Regions from separate parts of the Homo sapiens genome. Here regions 2 and 3 are each linked to region 1. The links are chromatin loops, found by intact Hi-C in ENCODE. Cell type or tissue: sigmoid colon. All regions are shown on one strand.

Region 1 (8,000 bases):
ATGCCTATTACCTTTTTTCTATATTTACAGTGTATCTGCATTAGACTAATAGTGCAAATAGGAAGGAAGCTATTTTACTATTTTGAGTGGCATTTTACATTGTCCCATAGAACCCCAATATTAATATTAATTAAATCCTTTTTTTTTTTTTTTTTGGAGATGGAGTCTCGCTCTGTTGCCCAGGCTGTAGTGCAGTGGCGCAATCTCAGCTCACTGCAACTTCTGCCTCCTGGGTTCCAGCGATTTTCTTGCCTCAGCCTCCCGAGTAGTTGGGACCACAGGTGCCTGCTGCTACACCCGACTAATTTTTTGTATTTTAGTAGAGATGGGGTTTCACCATGTTGCCCAGGCTGGTCTTGAACTCCCAAGCTCAGGCAATTTGCCCGCCTCAGCCTCCAAGTGCTAGGATTACAGGCGTGAGCCACCGCGCCCGGCCTAATTAAATACTTTTTATTGAACAAAAGTTATTTAGATTCCTACCTCATATCTCGCACCAAAAAAAATTTTAAAGATAAATGTAGCAAAGTAAATGGAAAAAATAGAAACCATAAAAATACAAGAAGAAAATTGTAAGTAGTTTTCTAATCTTGGAGTTTGGATAACTTCTTGAAGCATAGAACAGGAGGCAGGAATATGTAAGAAAATACTAATTTGAGTACTTTTACAAAAATTTAAAACTGCACATTTGATATTTAATAACATTCAAGATTTGGGTTTTAACCTTTGTTCAGCAGTTTTTGTTTTTTCGTTTTGAGGCAGGGTCTCGTTCTGTTGTCCAGGCTGGAGTGCAGTGGTCCAATTGTGGCTCACTGCAGTAGCCTTTAACACTTTGGTTCAAGTGATCCTCCCACCTCAGCTCCCCACTAGTAGCTTGGATGGGGTCTTGCTATGTTGCCCAGACTGGTGTTGAATTCCTGACCTCAGGTGATCTTCCTGCCTCTGTCTCCCAAAGTACTAGGATTATAGGCCTGAGCCACTGCGCCTGGACTGTTCAACAGGGTTTTGATGGCAATTAAATGGGTTGGAAGGGTAACTAGGTGGCAGGAGAGCAAATTTTAAGTTATTGTGCACCTGCTATGATTATGTCATTCATGTCTAAAAGTTGAATGTCTCAAAGCAGCTTTTGACAGTAAACTTTCAATTTCTAGCTTATTTCTGGAATTTCTGCTAACATACTAATTGTTATCTTTTTTCCTTTAACACTTAAGCCATTTAGCCCTTACAACAATCTCACAAGGTATTATCTTTATGTTTAAGGAACACCAGGGTTCAGAAAGCCTAGGTATTTTGTATAAGGCCACAGAGCTAGTGTGTGCCCACAGAGTGCCTGTGTCAAGCACACAGAGATGCTGAGAGCTTGAGAAAGACCCACCAAAGCTTATAATGCCAACCTCACAATCTTCAATCAACACGAGAGTCCCTGAATCCCACATGCACATCTGCACCATCAAAATACTGGGATGCCACCTGTTCACCTTCTTGAGTTATGTTAACTAAGAAAATGAATTTAAGGGCACAGTGAAAATGCATTATACAGTTCTATGTGCCAGGACTGTGCTAAGCACGTTACATGAATTATTTTATTCAGTCTTCTCGAGAGCCCTACTTAGTAGGGTTTTTGTTGTTGTTTTTGAGACAGGGCCTCACTCTGTCACCCAGCTGGAGTGCAGTGGAGCAATCTCAGCTTACTGCAGCCTCAACCCCTTGGGCTCAAGTGATCCTCCCACATCAGTCTCCAGAGTAGCAGGGACTACAGGTGCGTGGCACCATGCCCAGCTAATTTTTGCACATTTTGTAGAGATAGGGTTTCACCATGTTGACCAGGCTGGTCTTGAACACCTGAGCTCAAGGGATCCGCCAGCCTCGGTCTCCCGAAGTGCTGGGATTACAGGCATGCAACACCTTGCCCGGGGCTGGAAGTAGGTATTCTAAGCTGCAATTTACAAGATAGGAAAACTGAGGCTGTTAACAGAGATTAAGCAGCCTGCCCCAAAGTGCCTTAGTTGAAGGAGCAATACTTCCAGAGTATTTTTTTTCCATTAAGTTTGGTAGTTACAGGAGTGTTAGACACTCTTATATTCAGCTAAAAATATTTTAATTAAATATCTAGACAATGACTTTGCATAACATTGATTTTTGGTTGCTACCACACATCTTAATAACCAAGCACCCTTTGGTACAAGTTCAGTGGTTAGTCCACCTTAAGTCTTTTTTTATAGCAAGGATTGGTAAATGACAGCCCGTGGGCCCCATCCAGCTCACTGCCTGGTTTTGTGAAGTCCCCAAACTGGGAATGTGGTGCTTTTTAAAAAATTTTTCTTAATGACTGAAAAAAATCAAAAGAATATTTCAAGACATGTGAAAAGTACATTAAATCCAAATGTCAAGGCCTATAAATACAAATTGTATTAGAACATAGCCAGATTCATTCATTTACATGTTGTCGTATAGATGCTTTTGGGTTATAACAGCATAGAGTGGAGAAGTTGTGACAGGGACTGTATGGGATGCAAAATCTACGATATTTACTATCTGGGCTTTTACAGAAAAAGTTTGCTAACCCCAGTTCTATAGCATGATACAATTAGAGGTTCTGGATTTTTTTCTATGAAATTCCAAAAAAAATTTTACCTTCTTTTTCCAGAAAGAACACCAAAGCAGTCTTCCTATGAAAAAAGGTTGATAGCCTGGGATGATTTGAAATCACACCATTAGGTTATAGTTCCAGTGACTGGCCAGTGGGTCCAGCTTGAAAGACCCCCTCCCTCATTTTAAATACATTACAGTTAGCTCTAGATGGTAAAGCTGGGTCTTACTACCCAACCTGTCCTCCCGTTATTCATCTTGACTGCGTTATGGGTTTAGTTTCACAACATTATGAGTTCATCTAGGCTTCTTGAATCATTTATAGGAATTTTCATTTTCACTCTCAAACTCTTACACTTTCGCTGCTGTGAATTTTTTTTAACATAAAGCTCAGACTACTAAATGGCCTACACATGTACCATAAAGTCCATATTTTATTTTTTAAGAAATCAGAATTTTTAAAAATTGCTTTTTCTTGAGAAACTAAACTTAATTTTGCAGGTCACGAAAGTAAAAAAATACCTTCATATCCAATGATCTCAAAGCACCTCTTGTGAAAATACATAACAAGGTAATAGAAATATTATTTAATGGAAAAGATGTGACTAGTAAAGTCCAAGGCTATTTCTGGTTCTGCGAATGACTCACTTTGACTTTGGGCAAATCATCTCACCACTGTTGCTCTTTATCTGCAAAAACTGGATTTCATGCCTATGGGAGTTGCATGGCTAATCAATGCCTGGAAAATGCGTAGTGGCAGTTGCTACAAAAGTGCTGAGCTTTAAAAACAAAACCCCCCACCCCCCCATTTGTATTCAGTTGAGGTTGGGGTTTATTGTTATTTAACATTCGAAGGCCAACACTATGTTAAGTCCAGAGTGCTGCACAGATCAGATAATATCACTGTCCAGTAGGGGTTTTTTTTAATCTAAGATTTTTTACTTTTAAAAAATTTATTGTGGTTGGGGGTTTAGAATCCGGTAATACATCCATACAAAAACGTTAAGCTTCAAGTTGAAAACTATCGATTCGAAAATCTAAATAAACCCCCTCCAAAAAAAAAAAAAAAGGCCCTCCCCCGCCCCGCCAAGAAATCTCTCAAAACAAGAATTCTTCTGATGTTTTTCTCCTCCCTGCAATTCTCCATGTTACAGTCCTTGGAGGTAGAATAGGCATAAAATACTTTCACTAATAAAATATGACAAACCGCCGGATTATACGTGGCCGATTCCCAGTGATTGCCCTGCTACACAAAGCAGAAAAGTAAATGCCATCATCCCCCTTAGAACAAAAGAACTTAGGAATAAAAAACATGGAGAGGGGGGAGAAAGCAGCAATAAATAAAGGTGAGCGAAGGCCCCCGTCCCCCGCCCCTCCCGGGAGCGAGTGCTGGACTAAGTACTGCTAATAAAGTGGTTCAAGGGTAGTTATTTGGAAAGGGGGCGGGGTGGCGAGGGGAGGGAGCGGGCGAGCGGCGGCCGGGGATTGCATGTTGCATTCGACTTGAGGTTGCATCTTTCTCCTGTTGCCTGGACCACGCTCCCCCATTGCAGTGCTTCCCCATCACTTCTCCTCGCTCCTGCCCCTCACGGCTTTCCCCCCCCCCCTTCAAACTGCTGTTGCACTGGAGGGAGTTGGGGCCGCTCTGGAGCCCCTTTGCAGCTCCCGCCGGCGGGAGGGGGGAGTTGGGCTCGGGCCGCGGAGTTGGGGGGGCCGCCGCGGGCTCCGGCCTCGCCTCGGCTGCGGCTGCACGGGAGCCGAGCTGCGGCGCTGCACGGGCCCCGGAGTTTGGCTGCCTTCGCCGCCGCTCGGTGCTCGGCCCCATCACCGCCGCCGCCGCCGCCGCTGCACTGGAGTTTGGCTGCCGCTGCCCTACTTCACTCTAGTTTAGTTTCACTCACTTTACATCCGGGTTTTTTCCCTAGGCAATGGGTGCCGCAGCACACCCCGTTCCTTAGGCAAAGTGAAATAAATTCGCCGCACCGACACGTCAAGTAGTCCGCCCGCCCGAGCGCCGCCGCGGGCCCCCGTCGCCCCCCCCGCCGACGCCCCACCGCCCCCGGTGGGGGGACCCGAGCGTCCCGGGAGCCGCGGGCCGAGGCGCGGGGGCCCGGGCCGGCCGCCGTACCACTCCGCCCGGCGGCCCCCTCCCTCCCCGCCGCGGCCCGCTCTCCCCCGGCGCCTCCTCTCCCCTCGCCCTCGTCCCCGCTTTCCCAGCCCCAGTCCCTCTCGCCCGGCTCTCGGGAGCGGCGGGGGCGCGCACGGCGGCGGCGGCGGCGGGCCGGCGGGGCCGCGCGGCGGGCTCCCGCGCGGGCGAGTGTGTCTGGGCCTGGGCGGAGGGATCCCCGGGCTGAGGCGGCGGAGGTGCTGCGGCCCGGGGCCGGGTGGTGAATGGGCTGGTGGTGCTCGCTGCTGCTGCTGAGAGGAGGAGGAGGATGAAGAGTTGGGCTTGTTTGTCTCCTACAGTTTCTCTCCTGCTGCTCTGATTCCCCCCTCCCGATTCCGGCCCGGGGCCTGTGTGTGTCCCTCCTGGAGGAGGAGGAGGATCCAGTTCCTCCCCCCAACCCCCTCCTCCCCACCCCCCCTTGCCTGGGGAAGAGGAGGAAAGAAACAGCCCAGAGAGAGAGAGAGAGAGAGAGTGAGTGAGAGAGAGAGGAGAGGAGAGGAGGAGGAGGAGGAGGGAGAAGGGAACAACCTACCATCTTAACACACTAATATCTAAAAAGTGCGAGAGGCCCAGAGCAGCAGCAGAAGCAGCAGCAGCAGCTCCAGCTTCTTCCCTCCCTCCCCATGAAGAAGAGTTCCCTCCTCCTCCTCCTCCTGCTTCTCCTGCTCAGAGTTCCTGCCTCCAGCTGCCAGGGGGGACAGCCAGCCAGCAGCAGGAGGGTGCAGTATCCCAGCTTTTCCATTCTCTCTTCTTCTCACTCTCCTCTCTCTCTTTTTTTCTGGAGTAGCTCTATTTCCCCTCCCTCCCCCTTCCCCCTCTGCCTCTCTCCTCTCTCCCTCTGTCTTGTCGCTGGTGTTTGTCTCTGGGAGGATCAGGGGCTGCCTGCTTGGAGTTTGTTGTGGGGGGAGGTAGGGGGAGGGGAGGGGTGTGTGGGAGGGAGGAGGGAAAGGGGGGTGTTCTCGTCAGGACCCCTCAGTCAACTTGAGATTTGAGCAATAACTTCCCCTTCGGGGCGCCCCCCTGCGTGCCCTTCCCATACCTCCCCCCCGAAAAAAAAGACAATGGGAAAACCTTGGCTCCCCCCCCTCCCCTCTGCCCTCCACCCCTCCCCAGGATAAATTGGAAGTAAGTTTATGAGCAGCCTCGGAAGCCTGGGCGCAGAGTGCAGGGCCGGAGCCGGTGACAGAGGCGGCGTGCCGGGGGCGGCGGGGAGGGGGCGTCACATTGTCCCGGCGGGGGGCCGGCCGGGGGCTGCGGGCGGGGGCGGGGGGCACGGAGCCTCGCCCGCCCCCCCTCGGCTGTCCCTCGGCCGGGGAGGTAGCTGGGGCTCCTCCATCCCCCCCACCCCACCCCGGGATGCTGTCGGGGGGAAGTTTTTATTATGATTATTTATTTAATTAAAAAAAATTTTTTTTTGGAAAACCATCTTGTTTGTTGACTGAGGGATCTGGTTTAAAAAAAAAAAAGCTGCGGCTGCTGACGCTGCCGGGCCCCAGTGTGTGTGTTTGTGTGTGTGTGAGTGTGAGTGTGTTGGTGCATTTGTCTTGGGTGGCCGGAGCAGCGTTGGGGAAATTCCGCTTATTCTTCTTCTTCTGCAACTTGTTATTCCGGAGAGTCTGCCTGCACCCCTCACCCCGGGGCCGGCCCTCCCGCATTCGCCCCCGCCGCCGGCGGCCGCGGGGCGCCCCCGGGACCCCGAGCGGGCCGGGGCGGACAGGCCGCTCCGAGAGGGGCCGCGGCCGCCCCTCCCCCGCCCGCGCCCCCGCCGGGGGGAGGGGCGCGCGGAGTGGGACTCTTTCCGTTTGGTCCAGCCCCGTCGTGCACGCAGTTCCCAACACTTCTCGTCATCCTCTCTTTGGTCTCTTTATTCTGCTGAGCGGTGCTGTTAGGATTTCTTTTTTTTTTTTTTCCCCTGACCACGTTCGCGATGGTGGGTAGCAGCAAGGTGGCCCTGGTAGGGGAGGGGTTGGTATCGAGATTGGGCACCGGAGGAGAACGCCTTCTTTCAACTTTGTCTGTGGCTTGCACCCCCGGAGAAGGCCACAGGCCGGTTGTCGGGTGCAGATGTGCCGAGAGTGATTTCTAAGTAGTTGAGTTGTTGTGATGAGGGTACGACTGCTAATGGTCGGCAGGTTTTGTTTTCATTGGTGAATCTGGTGTCATCATATTCCGGTCATATGTTGAAATATTCTTTGTTTAGGTCTGGAAGTAGAGGATCTCACTCTGCACGTCCACATTGTGTTGTTTTTAAAATGATGTCTCTGGGAGTCTGGATTTCTAGAATTTCAAATCTGAGTGAAGGTCCGGGCATGTGTGGGCCTCATCACCTGGCCTTGACAGTGAACTTTGTGGCTGTGTTTCAGATTTCAAAGATTTGCCCCATAGCTGGGGAAGGAGTTGTGCATTTTTGCTAATAGTCGGTGTCAGGAATGTAGATGCTCGAGCTGGGAAAGTTAGAGAGGGAAGAACATTTATATATAAATAATGGATAGTTGAATATTAGAATCAGATTAATTTGGGCTGATGAAAGTTTTTTTTTTTTAAAGCAGTTGTGCACTCTGGGAAGGAAGTCTTTTCACAGGTTCACTTGATAGGGATTCTTTAAGGCGAGGGGCTGGAATTATCTCCTTTTTGAGCGAGTTCTCACCAACATCTGTAGCTTTATTGAGGGCCTGGTAAGGGTACTGAAATTGAGGCTAAACCATGTAAGCGTACTTTTCAGTGTTTATGATATTTGTTTACATCTGGTGTTCACTCTAAGCAATAGAAATAAATAGGTCAGCTTTGCTTTTGGTCTTTGAAGACTGGCCCCCTCCTTCCTTTTTTAAGTTTCACAATTTATTTGGTTTACAGCATTGTTGGAAACTGTTACTACATTTTTACTGGAAATACTATTATTCATTTTAATTTTGGTAAGTTCCTTCTTATTCTCTTCTTCTGTCTTTACTTGTTTATGGAATCGGTGTTGTGGGCTTAAAACTAGTTTATTTTAGGGGGTCATTAAAAATGTCTGAAAAATACATTTTCAAATCCCAGGACCTATCTTTTCATGGCAAAGAGGAAATTTTGTGTACAGTTATGCTAATGTTTATAAAAAAATTTCTGTACTTAAAACGTTTGTAGATGTACAACTATCCTTAAGTGAAGAGCATAGTAATAGTGCACAAAGTTCTCAAAACACAAACATCTGGCTAACATGTTACGAATATTCCAGGGGCTTTTTTTTTTTTTTTTTTAACATCAGACT
Region 2 (8,000 bases), 160 kb after region 1:
CTGCCTCGGCCTCCCAAAGTGCTGGGTTTACAGGCCTGAGCCACCGCGCCCGGCCTGCCTGCCTATTTTTAAGAGTATTAGAGAAGGTTTCTTCAAGCTTTCTTTGATGAGTTGACATTCAGTCTGACCTAAAATCCTAGCTGAGTTAGCCTGATAAAACTTTGAAAGAAGAATAAAAATGTCCCAGGCAGAGGACAGAACATGTATGTAGTTCCAGGGTGGAGAAATGTGTTAAGTTTAAAGAACCAAAGGAGGTTTGCTGTGGCTGAGCACAGAGGGCCATGTGGCTCATGCAGGCTAGAGTTAGTTAGAGTTGAGGTTGGAGAAGTCCACTAGGGCCAGAGCTGGTGGAACCTTGTAGGCTATGCAAGAACCTGGGCCTTATCCTAGGAGCAGCAGGCATTCATTAAAGCATTTTCAAGCAAGCACTTGATGTGGTCAGATTTATGTTTTAGAAAATTCCTTCTTGCCTCTGTGCAGAGAATAAATTGGGGATGGTCAAGACTGTGGGCAGGAAGAACAGTTAAGACATTGTCAATAATGGTAATAACCAATGTTGAGAGAATCTTGCTACATACTAGGTACTATGCTAGGCACTTTACATGGAGTATCCATTTTAATTGTTACAACAACCCTATGCAAATAGGTATTACTCTTTTTAGGGTAAGGAATCTAAGGTTTAGTCCATGTTTTTCAAACAGTGGATCATGACCCACTTGTTGTGAAAGCAGTTTAGTGGATTGTAACCAGAGTGTTTAAATAAAATGAATAGAATAGAATATGAACTATTAAGAGTACATAGCACATACTGTGTTCTCTATTTCAGAAAGTTTTTGTTTTAGAGATACATGTCTATAGGCACATGCTGATTACAGAGTAAAATATATTTCTTACTGTTAAGTCAGTAGCACCCACCACAGGGTCGTTTTAAGTTCAGTCAGACATTCATACCGACAAGACTTTCATGGGCCACACTTGGCACCAGTCTACTTGGAATGATACAGGACAGAAACCACAGCTTGTGAGCAAGATAGCATCAGACATTTGTCTTCAATGAGTCCATACAGCAGTCCCTACAGCTGTCCAAGGATAGCTCAGGTGTAAGGAAATAAGCTCCTTATCTAAGACAGTGGGAAAGCCACCTTGGCATAGAAGCCTTATGCCCACAGGAGCCAATGTATCTTATAAAAACTACATAGGCATGGCTTCAAGGTCCCCACAATGGATGTGCCCAAGTTATGAGAGTCACCCCACTTAGGGAAGCCCAAATCATGGGGTCCCCTCAAGCCCATCCAGATTTGATTTAGCAATAAGGGATTTTTTTTTTTTTTTTTAAGACAGGGTCTCACTCTATCACCCAGGCTGGAGTGCAGTGGCACTATCTCAGCTCACTGCAACCTCCACGTCCCAGGTTCAAGCAATCCTTATGTCTCAGCCTCTCAAGTAGCTGGGATTACAAGTGTGTGCCACCATGCCTGGCTAATGTTCGTATTTTTAGTAGAGATGGGTTTCACTGTGTTGGCCAGGCCGGTCTCAAACTCCTGGCCTCAAGTGATCCACCAGCCTCAGCCTCCCGAATTGTTGGGATTACAGGTGTGAGCCACTGTGCCCGGCCAGGAAAGGGTCATTTTTATCATAAGCAGTGTTGCCTGGTAATATAGTTGACATTCTTATTTCCAGGAGAGCAGAGCTAAAGAGTTAATTGAAGGTCAAGCTTCATGCATAAGGGGAAAGCGTTTTGCCCACAGGGTCACAGTTTTAAAAGTTTGAAAAATACTGGCTTATGGCTGGGTGCAGTGGCTCACATCTGTAATCCCAGCACTCTGGGAGGCCAAGGCGGGTGGATCCCGAGGTCAGAAGATTGATACCATCCTGGCCAACATGGTGAAACCCTGTCCGTACTAAAAATACAAAATTAGCTGGGCGTGCTGGCATGTGCCTGTAGCCCCAGCTACTCAGGAGGCTGGGGCAGGAGAATCACTTGAACCTGGGAGGCGGAGGCTGCTGTGAGCCGAGGTCGCGCCACTGCACTCCAGCCTGGCAACAGAGCGAGACTCCATCTCAAACAACAAAAACAACAACAACAAACAAAAAAACAAAAACTGGCTATTAAAAATCAGGTATGTTACCTCAGGTTACACAGCTAGTGAGTGGTAGAACTAGGATTTGAACCCAAGCAAGGCTGACCTCATGTTTTTAACTGTAACTTTTTTTCACTGTTTTTAGTGAGCCAAACATAAGCTAGGATAGTAGATAGTGGAGTGAGGATAGAAGTAGACAGATATTAGAAGTATTTAGAGAGTAGAGGGTGGGGTAGGAATCATCAAGAGTGATTCCAAAATTTGTCAAGAAAAGGGTACTTACTGAGGCAATTATCGGAGGAAGAGAAGATTGGAAGAAGAAATTGATGAGTCTTAGACATGTTGATTTTGAACTTTTGAGATATTCAAGTATTGTATAATTCTGAAGTTCAGGAAGTGTCTCAGGTTCTGAGGTAAAAGTGTGAGTCTTCAGTACATAGATGGTAATTGAAGCCATGAGATGGGCAAAAGCTCCTAGGAATAATGAGAACATTGGGAAGAAAAGGGGTGCCAGGGAAAAAAATCCTAAGAAATACTCACATTTAGGATGAGGCAGAGGAAGAGTAAGCCCACAAAGGAGACTGAGAGGAGGAGTGGCCAAGAACAGGGAGTTAGAGGGCCAGAAATGGGGGTGCACTGAAGCTGTGGATATGAAGAAATTTCAAATGCGAGTTAAGGCTATTGGCAACATTATGACTATACTGTGCACAAGTTCTGGGTGGGACCAGTCTCTGGATTAGGCCTTTGACCTCAGCTAGAAGAGGTGGCATGGTATAGAAGAGGGAGCTCAGGGTTTAGAATCAAAAGCTATGTTCTAGGGTGAGGTTTGGACCTCAAGAGCTGATGAGTCTTGTATAAGATTATATGCCCTGAGGTCTATAGAATTAATGTACCAAAATGAACATTAATAAGTGTATTAAACACCATTTCATACATAGAGTGTGGAAGATTTGCTTTTATAGGACTTGAGCAGCTTAAGTAATACAATAATTATTCTCTCTTTCCCCTATAGGTTCGACCCAAGCCTGTGGCCCAGAATAACATTCCTATTGCCCCAGCACCACCTCCCATGCTCGCAGCTCCTCAGCTTATCCAGAGGCCCGTCATGCTGACCAAGTTCACCCCCACAACCCTTCCCACATCCCAGAATTCCATCCACCCCGTCCGTGTCGTCAATGGGCAGACTGCAACCATAGCCAAAACGTTCCCCATGGCCCAGCTCACCAGCATTGTGATAGCTACTCCAGGGACCAGACTCGCTGGACCTCAAACTGTACAGCTTAGCAAGCCAAGTCTTGAAAAACAGGTACAGGCAGAGTATGTACCTGCTCTGGGCAGTAGCCTTGTCGTTGAGGCATATGGCTGCTGGGCTTTCTCTAAATACATTTTCTCAAGGGCTCTTCATCTCACCACCATTGTCAGTAAGCTGTCGCTTATGTGCGATAATTCATCCACGTGCAGAAGGGTCATTCTTACTGAAGAAAGTTGGTTTGCTTTTCCCACCATCCCCTCGTAGATGGGCTGGGATTCCTGTGTGAGTGAGCTCCCCCTGGTGGTTCTGATGTGGAAATTCACAGACAGGCTCTGCTGCCCTCCGTCAGTAAGCACAGATGAGGTAGTAAACAGAAAACGCCATGTTAGTTTCGGCCCAATAAGAATCCAGATGAAGGTAGGACTGTGAAAGTCAGGAAGAATAAACAAAACAGGGAAAGGGATTTCATTTCAAAGACTTTTCTTTGATTGTTACAGATAATGGGGAGCCAAACAAAAAAAATTAAAATTTCCAAAAAGCATTCTTTAACTTTAGAGGATGCAGATATTTTAGCTCAAATATTGAAACATTTCATTTATATTTCCTGAAGTCAGATTTTATCTTAAAAAACGAGGCTAGAGACATACAAGTAACCTGCAAAAATACTTGAAGGTTCTGTAGCAGAAAGACCTCTGAAAACAAGAAGGATTTATAGGCAGTCACCGTATCCTATTTGAAAAACGACTAGTGATGAGAAAGAAGAATTTGGCAAAGAAAAGCATTCTCTCTCAAGAAAGTTGCTTTAAAAAGTCATCGACCTATTTCTAATTGTTCAGTCTTGACTTCTCATTTATCTGAAAATAGTCTGTGGTGATCCTGAATCTTCTGCTTCTGGATGGACCATGATTCAGAGAGGCTGTTCAGATGCTGCCTGCTGCCTTAGTCTTCTTGAGCAGAGGAACCTATGCATAGGGTACTAGACCTTAAACCCAGGCAGCTCACAAATGCGGCAGACCTTGCATTCAAGAAGCTAGTTATCAAAATCTGTGCTTAGGAAACACAAGAACACATCTCAATTCCTGGGGAACCTATTCAAACCCCAGGAAGTGCTTTGAGAAACATTCAGAAATAAATTATTATTATTATTATTATTATTATTATTATTATTTTGAGATGGAGTTTCACTCTTGTTGCCCAGGCTGGAGTGCAATGGCACGATCTCAGCTCACTGCAACCTCCGCCTCCCAGGTTCAAGTGATTCTCCTTGCCTCAGCCTCCTGAGTAGCTGGGATTACAGGCGTCAGCCACCATGCCTGGCTAATTTTGTATTTTTAGTAGAGACGGGGTTTCTCCATGTTGGTCAGCTGATCTCAAACTCCCAACCTCAAGTGACCTGCCTGCCTCAGCCTCCCAAAGTGGTGGGATTACAGGCATGAGCCACCACGCCCAGCCCAGAAATAAATTATTTACACATATTTTAACACAGAAAATTTCAAACTTATTGACAGCAGAACTTTGGTATTAAACTACTGAGAGTCAGATGCTCAAGCTTAGGAGTTTGGGTGGGGACCTGTTGTTTTGCACTGGCTCTCAAAGAACCTCTGAGGAGCCTCAGTGTTCCACAGAACCTCGTTTCACAACACTATTTTAGGTTATTAAATATTATTTCTCTTTACCTCTTTTTTTGATAAAGATATTTTTAGGAGACAAATTGTTTTGGTTTCATTTTATTTTTACATTTCTTTTCTGATTACAAAGATAGTACAAGTTCATTTTTAAAACAGATTCAAACATTACAAAAATATAAATTGTAGAAGGTGCTTTTCCCCGTAATCTAAAGAGAGAGTAAACTTTTATCATAATTTTACCCCCAGGAGTTAATTACTATTAACAGTTTAGATTATATTCTTACAGATTTTTTTTTCTTTTCTTTTTTTTTTTTTTTTTTGACACAGAGTTTTACTCTTGTCACCCAAGCTGGAGTGCAATGGTGGGATCTCAGCTCACTGCAACCTCCACCTCCCGGATTCAAACAATTCTCCTGCCTCAGCCTCCCAAGTAGCTGAGATTACAGGTGCCCGCCATCTCACCCGGCTAATTTTTGTATTTTTAGTAGAGACGGAGTTTCACCATGTTGGCCAGGCTGGTCTCAGACTCCTGACCTCAGGCGACCCACCTGCCTTGGCCTCCCAAAGTGGTGGGATTACAGGTGTGAGCCACCGCACCCGGCCCCCAGATATTTTCTATGTACGTGTAAAACATTTTTAAAGCAAAAACCAAAATCAAACTTATGTATTTTGTAATTTGGTTTTTTCCCTACTTTAATAGATCTTAAGCATCTTTTCCTGTCGTGGCCTTCACGTTGATAGAGCTTTTTATTTTAATTATAATATTATAAAAAGATATCCTTGAAATCTTAAGAATTAAAATAATTTCTTTTGTAGCAGTAAATTTCATGTTCTCTCTTCTCTTTTTTGAGACAGAGTCTCGCTCTGTCGCCCAGGCTGGAGTGCAGTGGCACGATCCCGGCTCACTGCAAGCTCCGCCTCCCGGGTTCATGCCATTCTCCTGCCTCAACCTCCCAAGTAGCTGGGACTACATGCGCCTGCCACCATGCCCGGCTAATTTTTTGTATTTTTAGTAGAGATGGGGTTTCACCATGTTGGCCAGGCTGGTCTCAGACTCCTGACCTCAGGCGACCCACCTGCCTTGGCCTCCCAAAGTGCTGGGATTACAGGCATGAGCCACCACGCCTGGCCAATGTTCTCTCTTCTTTTTGGTCTAATAAAGGAATTCAGTCATTGTTATTTTAGTTTGCTGGGCAGCCTGGCATAATAGTCTTAGAGGTTACCGAGCCCGATCAGCAGAGACTCTCTTTAGACTAGATTGCATTCTCAGGATTCTCTTACTTCGTATCTTTCAACTATCCTTGTTTTCTATTTATATTTCATTTCCAGTATCACATTTATAGCCAGTAAGAGATCTCATAGATCATAGAGCTAAAGGTAAAACAATGTAATGTATGTAGCCATGGAAGAACCTGTTCACACCTGTTCACAGTTACCAAACCCGTATCCAACGTTCTCTCTATGACCAGGCTAAATAGGTTCCCTTTTGCTTTCTGCTATTCCCTTTAGATGATAACATCATTCATTTAATAAAAATGTGTTAAGTACCAGTTGCTATGCTGCATGTGATGTCTATATATAAGGTGGATAAACTAAAGCCCGTACCCTCACGGAACTCAGTTTCTAGTGTGTTTGGAGCAGGCACTGAGGCTGTGTCTCCAGGGAAGGAAGCATGGCCTCCCACATTGGCATAGGAATGGGAGAAGGCAATGCCAGTTATAACAGCAGTGGTCTCACGTGTCCTTCCCCTGTCAGACATAACCAACTTCCTTATCTACCCCAGATAAGAGATCTTATCCCTTATTAGAAACCACGTTACACTGTGGCTCTGAGAAAACAAGTGATAGGGTTTAAAAATCTTTGAAGCTGAAGACTCGTTTTAGACAGAAAAGTAGATGAAGCCAGAAGACTTACGATATAGCCTTCACATCACCTCCCCTGTCCTTGTCCTCTCCAGCGCTCTAAAATGGGGCTAACACCTGTTGGTGATGAAATGAAGTCAGGTATTTAATGTTTATTAGATTATGCTTGATGGAGTTCTCAGGAATTATGTTTCTTCTCCACCCCACTGCCACCCTGCAACAAAGACTTCTATGTAACATGTCGTCAATTCAGAGCTACTGAAAAAAATCCCAAGGTTCTGTGGGGAAAAAAATTGCCACGTTACCATAAATATTTTTCATAGGAATCTGCACAGTATCTTCTAAAGAGAAGTACTTACAAGATAATAATATTATCCAATGCATTATCTTCAAATTTCTGTTTTCCCTGTTAGTCAACCAGAGCTGATGCCTCCCCTTACCCCATTTTAATACTGGTGCAATAGTAGAGAAAATAGTTCCAAGTGACCAAACCATGGATTTTGCTTTGCCTTCAATCCCAATCTATTTAACCTTGACTAACGAAATTATTTGGACATTTATTTGCACCTGCCTACCTTTGATTTTTCATGCAGACAAGTATATAAAGTATACTTGATTAACTTCATTCTAGGTTTGTGCAGAGTTTTTGGATTCTTTTATTATACCAAAAAGAACAGGAGTTGCAAATTCCAGCAACCGTGGGTTCGAAGAGGAGATGTAAGTGAGTGAAACAGGCTAGGAGTAAACAACTGGACTTTTTATTTATTTTTCCACTTTCAGTGGGAACATGAGTATAACAGATATCCCGCTTTTATTCTTAATTCCCCTTTAAAATAATAAGTAAGACAAGCATGATAATAATTGACAATAGAAAATGGAAGAAACTGTGGCAAACTGCACAGTAATATGCTTCATCTCAAGGAAGCAGCTGCTTCTTGGCAATAACAAACTTTTATCACATGGAGACTTCTTCAAGAAAAGCCTGAAATCCAGATGTTTTTAAAAGTTGCCAAGTTGTTAAAATACTGGTAACTGTTTAAACACCATATATGCAGAAAATAACATCTGCAAGACAATTTCGAGTCTGCATCATGGTTTATAATCTCAGAGACCAAACTTTAGATTCATCGAAGGGATATCCATGAATTCTTTTTTGTTTTCTAAATCCAATTTTTTT
Region 3 (8,000 bases), 49 kb after region 1:
CTTTCTATAAAGAATAAGAATATTTTAGTGGACAGGTACTCTTACCGTACAAGATGCTCAAATATAAAACTTCATGTAATTTAAAACAGTTGCAGAGGAGCTGCTCCTGTTTTGGTGCAAGGAGCCTGTATTTAGGATCTGTGCATTAGGTGATGGTATTATGGCCACAGTGTAATGCATGACAGATTTGATTGGCTAAATGCTTCGGGTTGCTTCATCATTTGTAATGCAGTATGCATAGTCTTCCTGCTACTATTCTGTTAACAAATGAAATATCTTTCTCACAGATATTTTTTCTTTCCAATCAGAATGCTGACTTAAAGAAACAGCTTCATGAACTCCAAGCCAAAATCACAGCTTTGAGTGAGAAACAGGTAGGGGAAAAGGGGAGGGGGGCATATTTTTAACGTTGTGTTCTAAAGATATGTCTGCTCGAGGCTTCTAAGAGAACTGCTATTTTTCCTCATGTGTGAAAATAAGTGTGGGCAGCCAGACTTGGTTTTAATTTTGTTTGAGCTCTGTTTATCTATTTTTATTTTTGGTTGAAATCAGTCTCTAGAGTATCCCATGGTTATATGTTACTGGCAAATACCTAAAAGCAATGTGGCAGGCTGCCGTTAACTGTGTTAATTAAACTCTATAGTTTACCTATAGGGGATGGGGTAAAGGCAGTTAGTGAGAATAGGTGATAGAGAATCTTGTAGGTGCTGCGTGTACCTTGTTACCTGTCTTAAAGCCTTGAGCTGACATTAAACTTACTGTGGAGAGAATCTTCTTGTAAGTAGATTGCTCTAAATGTAGGTTTCCCATTCTAAGTATGGTCATGCCTTTATGTTAATCTCTATTAGATATTGACCTACTATTACGTGAAAAAACTTCGGTGAAATGTTATTAGACTTATTCTATATAGGGCAGGAGAAGAACATCTTGCTTTTTTCCAAGGACACCTGGAAAATATTCTTTGGAATTTTTTGTATGATGACCTCCACTTTACCAATTCAGGCAGTGCCTGCCACCAGGTGGAGTGTGGCAATTGATAGAGCTATAAGTAAATGTTTATGGTAATCCCACAAAGCATTTGTTTTCTTGTTTCTTCCCCACCACTCTCCCTCTGGTTAGAAAGAGTGGTTTTCTGTCTTGGAGTAGGTGAATATATTAATCAAAAGAATAAGGTGATTTGCAGTTGATATTTCATGCCAGTGACATTTTATTGAGGATTTTTGACTAAATAGTTCTCAATAACTGATTTTTATGTTGTTACTTAATGTTATTTAGTGAAATAATAACAATGAGAATAATTCATTTCTGGAGATTTTTTATTGTGTTTCTATTGTGTTTTCATTTAACTGAGGGGAGAAATAAACTTTGAGAATTATGTGGAAGAGATATGAATCATTAATGTTTCAGAATAGAATCATCTTCCAAGCTGAGTGAACAACTGCTTTATATTCTTCCCTCCTATTCTTATGCGTCCCCATCTTGTCTTCTCCACAGACAGGAGGTATTTTAGATTAGGGAATTGCCAAACTAAAATTGGGAGGAGGTGGGATGGTGGAGAACAATTTGTAAGAAAAAATATAAACAGAGTCGGTTAGTATGTATTTGGCTCTGAATGTGATTCAGTTCTCTAAAGTCAACATGATGTGTGTTAGTGAAAGTGTTCTAGCTTTAGAATTCTGTTAGCGCTGAGCCTCCTTATAGTTTCAGGGTTAGTTTGACAAGACGCCAATGAATGAGTCACATTTGCTGAAAAATTCACGTGTTCCAGCAGGGGAAGAAGGTGAGAACTGATTAGTGGAGTAGGGGTTGGGGGATGCTGTTGCAAAGTTAAGATAACTTAAGACTACATTTGGGGAAAGTGGGACAATTTTTGGAAATTTACATCTACTCGAAATTTTTGTTTGTGAGAACTAACATAGATTTGGTTTATTTGTAACTTTTTATTCTTTAATCTTTTTTCTGTTAGGGACCTTACTGAATAGAAAATTGCAACTATCTATGTTAAGACATTTCATCAAGTGGCAAGCTCTAATTGTTCTCTGAACTAAGTTTGCATTTCAGAAACTGGAATTTTAAAAAATGTCTAACATCAGGAAAACTTTAGGTATACAAAGTAAGTAAAACTAGAGTTAGAAACTGAAATCCAGTCCTGCAATTTTTATATTTCCTTAACTGTTAAAACAACCTTCTTGATGGAACAGAAAAATATCATTTTTAGGTAGGCTAATACTTGAAGGAAGCACAGCTGTAAAGTTCAAAAGCTCATCCGTCCTCAGACTTATTTTCAACATGTGATATTACTCTTTAGTTTAGAATAGTTTTATTGGCCAGGCACGGTGGCTCACGCCTGTAATCCCAGCACTTTGGGAGGCCAAGGTGGGTGGATCACCTGAGGTCAGGGGTTCGAGACTAGCCTGGCCAACGTGGCAAAACCCCGTCTCTACTAAAAATACAAAAATTAACCGGGTGTAGTGGCACATGCCAGTAGTCCCAGCTACTTGGGAGGCTGAGGCAGGAGAATTGCTTGAACCCAGGAGGTGGAGGTTGCAGTGAGCCAAGACCATGCCACTGCACTCCAGCCTGGGCGACAGAGCAAGACTCCATCTCAAAAAAATAAAATAGTTTTATTTTAGAACAGTTTCCTAATGCTATATGCCTTCCCCCCTCCCGCCAAAAGAGCCACTTATCCTCTGGCAGAACCTAACCAATTTTCCTTCCACTTTAATAACTAAAATCTGAATTACCTTATCCGTATGACTGATATTTTAAGTTAACATTAATTTTTTGTTAGAAAAATTTAAAATACAGAAAAGTTTGAAGAATAATGTCATATTTCACACTTAACCCTTTGTCATATTTGCTTCTATTCTTTTTCTTTGTGCATTTTTCTGTAATCATTTTTTTCAATATTTATTAGAAAACTTTAATTATACAAATAATGGACTCATATATTCTCTTCTTTTGTTTTATTAAAAAAAGTTGCATCTGACAACTTTTTTTTTTTTTGCATCTGACAAAACCATTGCAGATAGTCACTATTTCTTGCGGTAGACACTAGTTCTTATTCACTGTTGCCACTTCAATCTTTGATACTTACTCAGTTTCTCCCTTAAAACTATGTAATCGTATGCTCCATTTGGGAAAATACAGCCTTTAGTGAGCATCCTTCATGACTAAAACTCAGTGAATTTCACTGAATTCTTGGTTGGAAGGGTCTAGTGCTTTTAAAGTGTAACTTGAGATTTCTGAAAGAAACTCTGGCAGATTTCAAAGTCAGCTTCTTGACCTGCAGGGCTTCAATTTGTGGCTGACAGTTTTAACTCAGAAAATCCCTGACTTGATTGGCTACATAAATTATATGTTATATAGCCATTAAGATCATGGTTTTGGAAAGTATTTTAATGATACAGGAATGTGCTCTGAAATAATAAGTGAGAGTATACACAACTTTATGTGCATTACAGTCCCATTTTTATGTTTATTTTGTGTATATATGTATGTGGGCGTGTAAACGTATGCAAAAACAGTGTCAGTATAAAATATTGGAAGGTGGTTAAGTTTACAGGTGGTTTATTTTTTCTGTATACTCTTATGTATATTTTCTAAATGCTCCACAATAAATTACGTTTCGCTTTTAGGATCAGAAATAGACAAGAAATAAGATTTAAAAAATTTTTTTAACATCAAGCTCTTGTCTGTTTCAGGCATAGTTCACATTTAAAAATCTAATGACATTCTTCTCATGGTATTAAATATATGAACCACTCTAATCAGAGAATCCAACTTTTTTTTTTTTTTTTGAGACGGGGTCTCGCTTTGTTGCCCAGGCTGGAGTGCAGTGGCGCTGTCTTGGCTCACTGCAAGCTCCGCCTCCTGGGTTCACGCCATTCTCCCACTTCAGCCTCCCAAGTAGCTGGGACTACAGGCGCCCGCCACCACGCCTGGCCAATTTTTTGTATTTTTAGTAGAGACCGGGTTTCATCATGTTAGCCAGGATGGTCTAGATCTCCTGACCTTGTGATCCTCCCACCTCGGCCTCCCAAAGTGCTGGGATTACAGGCGTGATGTAATGCTGAAGTGTGGAAGCAACTATTAATTTATTTAACAGGATTCACTCTCATTCTCACTCCCCACACCCTGATTTTTTGATAGGCATATGTGATCTTTTATGGAGATATTCTGATATGGAGCCAAAGCACTTAGTTGCTCTAGTTCTCTGCTTTCATTTTGCTTTCTTGTAGAGGCAATCTTAACATTCCGAAGTTTGTTGCTTGTTACTGTGGTGCTTCAGGGTTAAGCCATCGTGGTTGCAGCTTCGGTTTCCCCAGCCTGAACAGTTTGCTGCCCTATCTCCCTTTACCTGGTGGCCTCCTGGTGAGGTTTCATGTCATAGCTTAAATGTCACTTCCTCAGAGGAGCTATCCCTGACACTCCTTCCACTAGTCAAAATCAACTGTTTCTATTATTATCTCACATTGAACCATACTTTTCCTTCATAGTTATTCCATTTAGACATTCAGTTGTGAATGACTGAAAACCCAAAATGAAAGTAATGTAAACAGGGAAAACTTAATTTCTGTCTCATCTAAAAGTTCTATAGGTCCCCCTAGGGCTAGGGCTGCTGAGAGTGGTTCCACGATGTCAGGGAACCCAGGTTCCTCCTATTCTGTTGCTCTGCCATTCTCAGCATGCAGCTTTCACATCATAGTCCAAAATAGCTGCTCCATCTGGTAAGAAGGGGGAGAAGCAACAAAGAGCAAGCCCTTTATTTTTTAAGGATGTTTACTAGAAGTTGCATGCACCACTTCCAGTTAGATCCCATGGGCCTGAACTTAGTCATGTGGCCCCTGCTAGGAGCAAGGAAGTCTGGAAAATGTAGGTAGTTTATTGCTGGTAGTCATGGCCAGATAAAATTCAAGGACTATTACTGAGTAAGAATTGGGAAATAAATACTGGGAATAATTAGCATTTTCTATTACAGTAGCATATCTGTATCTGTAGGATTACTATTTTTTAAATATCTGTCTTCCTTATTAGATTGTTAGTTTCAGGAAGTCAGGGAACGTGTTTGTTTTATTTGCTTTTTTATTCCTAGTATAATATTTAGTATAATATTTAACATAGAATATTAACACAGAAGAGGCACTTATATTCTTTAAATGAATTATTTTATCCACCCGATCTTTTGCTCTGCTTATATTGTAATTTTTTTATAGAACGGTGTGTCTTGCTTTTTATGCTTTTTAAACTAACTTATGAAAATCTTCTTAGATTTTTGAGTGTTCTTTGAGAACATGATTTTTAACAGCTTTAAATATTAGCATAATTGGCTATATCATGATTTTTTAAAACTATTCTTCTCTTGATGATAGGGTGTTTCCAGTTTTTTTTTTTGGCTATTATCAATATTGCTTTGATAGATATACCCTTTTATATGAATGCGTGTTTCTCTCTGATGGTCTTAGGAGAAATTCCTAGATGTGTGATGACTGGATGTGTTGGTCACCTATTACCCTAACAATTCTGCATCAGAAACTAGTGTTTTATTGAGTGGCTTTCAACACTGCCAGTACTTATACCTAACTGGTCAAAGATTTGATTATCTCTTTAAGAAAAATAAGCTTGATGAAGTAACTTACACTTTAATAATGTGCCATATTATTATAGGGCATTTTACCTAAGTGTTTATTTTCACACTAGGTCTGTAGGTCATCTGGGGTTCTCCTAATCTAGGCTGTACTTGGCCAGGCACCTCTGCTTCAGTTTGTGGGCTGGCTGAACTTGCCTTTCAGGCTGCAGGTTTGGTTAGGTCTACTCTAAATGTGTTTATTCTGAGGCCTTGCATGAAGGGACAGCAGCTACCTGGGGCGTATTCATTTTGTAGTTTACCTAAGAGCACAAGAAGCAGGCCAAACTACTAAAATAATTTTAAGACTCTGCTGGCATCAGGTTTGTTAACATCTCATTAGCCAAAAGAAGCCACATGGCCAAGCCTTGCAAAGTTATATGACAAAGGGTGTGAATGTATAATTTTAAAACAGAGAGGATATGGAAATTGAAAACAGTAATTCATCTACCGCACTTAGTCTAAAAGTATAAAAAAAACTTTTGCTACATCAAAAAAAATTTTTAACCATGTATCTCCAAATAACCCCCAGAAAAGGCTATATCACATTAATAGCATATATTGATAATAAGTGATTTTCCCCATGAGATACCCTGTCACAGGGGAAAAAAGCACTCTGCTAATTTGGAAGATGTATTGATATGCATTTGATGCTTATCAGGAAGTATATTTTTCAAAGAATTTGCCGTTTGTCCATGGCACAAGTCTATTGTAGTATTCCATAAATTATCTTTTGGTTTTAAATTTTGTTGTTCTTTCACACCTTCTTCTATTTCTTTTTACTCCTTTTTAGAGAGATAGACCCTTCTGTAGTCTTTGATCTTTTCTACAAGTTTCCTTCTCTGACTCTGTTTAAAAATTATAGTCACCAGGCTGGGTGCGGTGGCTCACGGCTGTAATCCCAGCATTTTGGTAGGCCAAGGTAGGCAGATCACCTGAGATCAGGAGTTCAAGACCAGCCTGGCCAACATGGCGAAACCCTGTCTCTACTAAAAATACAAAAATTAGCTGGGTGTGGTGGCGGGCACCTGTAGTACCAGCTGCTCAGGAGGCTGAGGCGGGAGAATTGCTTGAACCCTGGAGGCAGAGGCTGCAGGGAGCCAAGATGGTGCCACTGCACTCCAGCCTGGGCAACACAGTGAGACTCGTCTCAAAAAAAAAAAAATTATAGTCACCATTTCTTACAGATCTTTTCAATATAATATTAGATGAAATACTTTTCTGGGTTTAGTAAGTTCATCTTGCCGTTTATGGAATCATTCTCAATTTTAAATTTGAATATATTTTAATACAAGATTCTGAAGCTTTTGGGAAAGAAGTTTCTGTCCCTCCTATAACTAGTTATGTTTCTGATCTATAGGACAACATAATTTAAGCTAATTAGGTAACTGAAACAAAGGACTGGGTAGGGATGGGGGAACCAGAAGTTTGATTCTATTCCTGACTCTGTAATAGACTTGTTGATAGATTTTAATTATTGAATAACTTAATATGTCTCTTTCCATATTCGTGGAATGTTTGGATTATGCATTGAGGAGTTAATGCACGTGTATCCATTGAGTGCATGGAGTTCTTTTGTAGGTGAGTTCTGTTTAAAAGGAAATTGTTGGCTGTAGTCATGGTGGTTAACTTCATCTCATATGTAACACTTTCATCTTACGTGTAAAGTACTACTTTTCTAAGAAGCTTAGAACATTTAACATTTAACTCAATCACAAGTGCATCATTGTGATACATAAACTGAGATGTGGGCTTTATGACTTAACCATTATTGTATAATTTATCAGTATGAGATTCAATACTAGAATCCAGATTGCTGTACTCTTCATTCAGTTTTATTTAGTAACTGTAGACCTTTATCTATCAAATATTTTTTGAAATAGGACATTAGGCAAAATAATTACATTGCCTTTAGGCTTCATTACCTTGGAGTCAAATAAGTAAGTTAGATCCTATAGTCCTTGTGTTGGTTACCTGATATATGACTATCTCCAGCCTCTAATACCAGTTACTGTAAAATGTTACCCTCCGTGGTTCACAGCCAAACTAGTGTGACTGGCACATCACATTGGAATTTAAAATTATTGTCTTAGAAATCTTCTCATTGTGATGGAAACCTGACTTTATCCAGAGCCTAGGAATTTCCTAAGATTTAGTCTAGTTCATCCCTCCTGTGTAATATTTATGTAAAGCCATTGGTCCAATTGTTTGTTGAGTTTATTGCCACTTGTGTACATCAGAGGACATCAGCTCCTCGTTTTCATCAAATACAGGAAATGTAATATTTCAAATTTCTCCTGGTGAAATCCTATTGGCTTATATTCAGCCAAGATGAGATGAAGGAAAGGCTCAGAAATAACTGGCTGCAAGTATG

The links. Hi-C counts contacts between places; a loop is a spot of excess contacts. Peaks named below come from ENCODE experiments on the same cell type or tissue, not always from the same donor. Only the 100,000 strongest peaks of a DNase experiment are listed, where the experiment ranks them.
Region 2: a loop joins it to region 1, with 2.7 times the contacts of the local background. A loop is called at or near these places in 17 of 110 quality-filtered maps.
Region 3: it touches region 1 in a loop (1.9-fold over the local background); 7 of 110 quality-filtered maps call a loop at or near these places.

Annotation. Positions count from the first base shown.
Region 1 is chr11:46,118,407-46,126,406 of GRCh38, reverse strand. PHF21A (PHD finger protein 21A) reads left to right here and starts at 4,953. Exons shown (of 19, transcript NM_001352027.3): 1 at 4,953-5,472. LOC105376661 (a long non-coding RNA gene) reads right to left here and starts at 4,262. Exons shown (of 3, transcript XR_931252.4): 1 at 1-4,262. RefSeq lists silencers at 4,121-4,430, 4,871-4,930, 6,344-6,423, 6,494-6,553, 6,737-6,894. In sigmoid colon, no CTCF peak of the experiment used is centred here; DNase peaks (open chromatin) are centred at 4,186, 4,516, 4,976, 5,446 and 4 weaker places; H3K4me3 peaks cover 4,449 bases; H3K27ac peaks cover 3,145 bases.
Region 2 is chr11:45,960,702-45,968,701 of GRCh38, reverse strand. PHF21A (PHD finger protein 21A) reads left to right here. Exons shown (of 19, transcript NM_001352027.3): 10 at 3,094-3,387. Among named protein-coding and RNA genes, the nearest start is that of LARGE2, 42 kb to the right of the region's middle. RefSeq lists a silencer at 3,185-3,382. In sigmoid colon, a CTCF peak has its summit at 3,638 (motif pointing left); a DNase peak (open chromatin) is centred at 3,641.
Region 3 is chr11:46,069,128-46,077,127 of GRCh38, reverse strand. It overlaps PHF21A (PHD finger protein 21A), which reads left to right. Exons shown (of 19, transcript NM_001352027.3): 6 at 309-374. Among named protein-coding and RNA genes, the nearest start is that of PHF21A, 48 kb to the left of the region's middle. In sigmoid colon, no CTCF peak of the experiment used is centred here; a DNase peak (open chromatin) is centred at 4,817.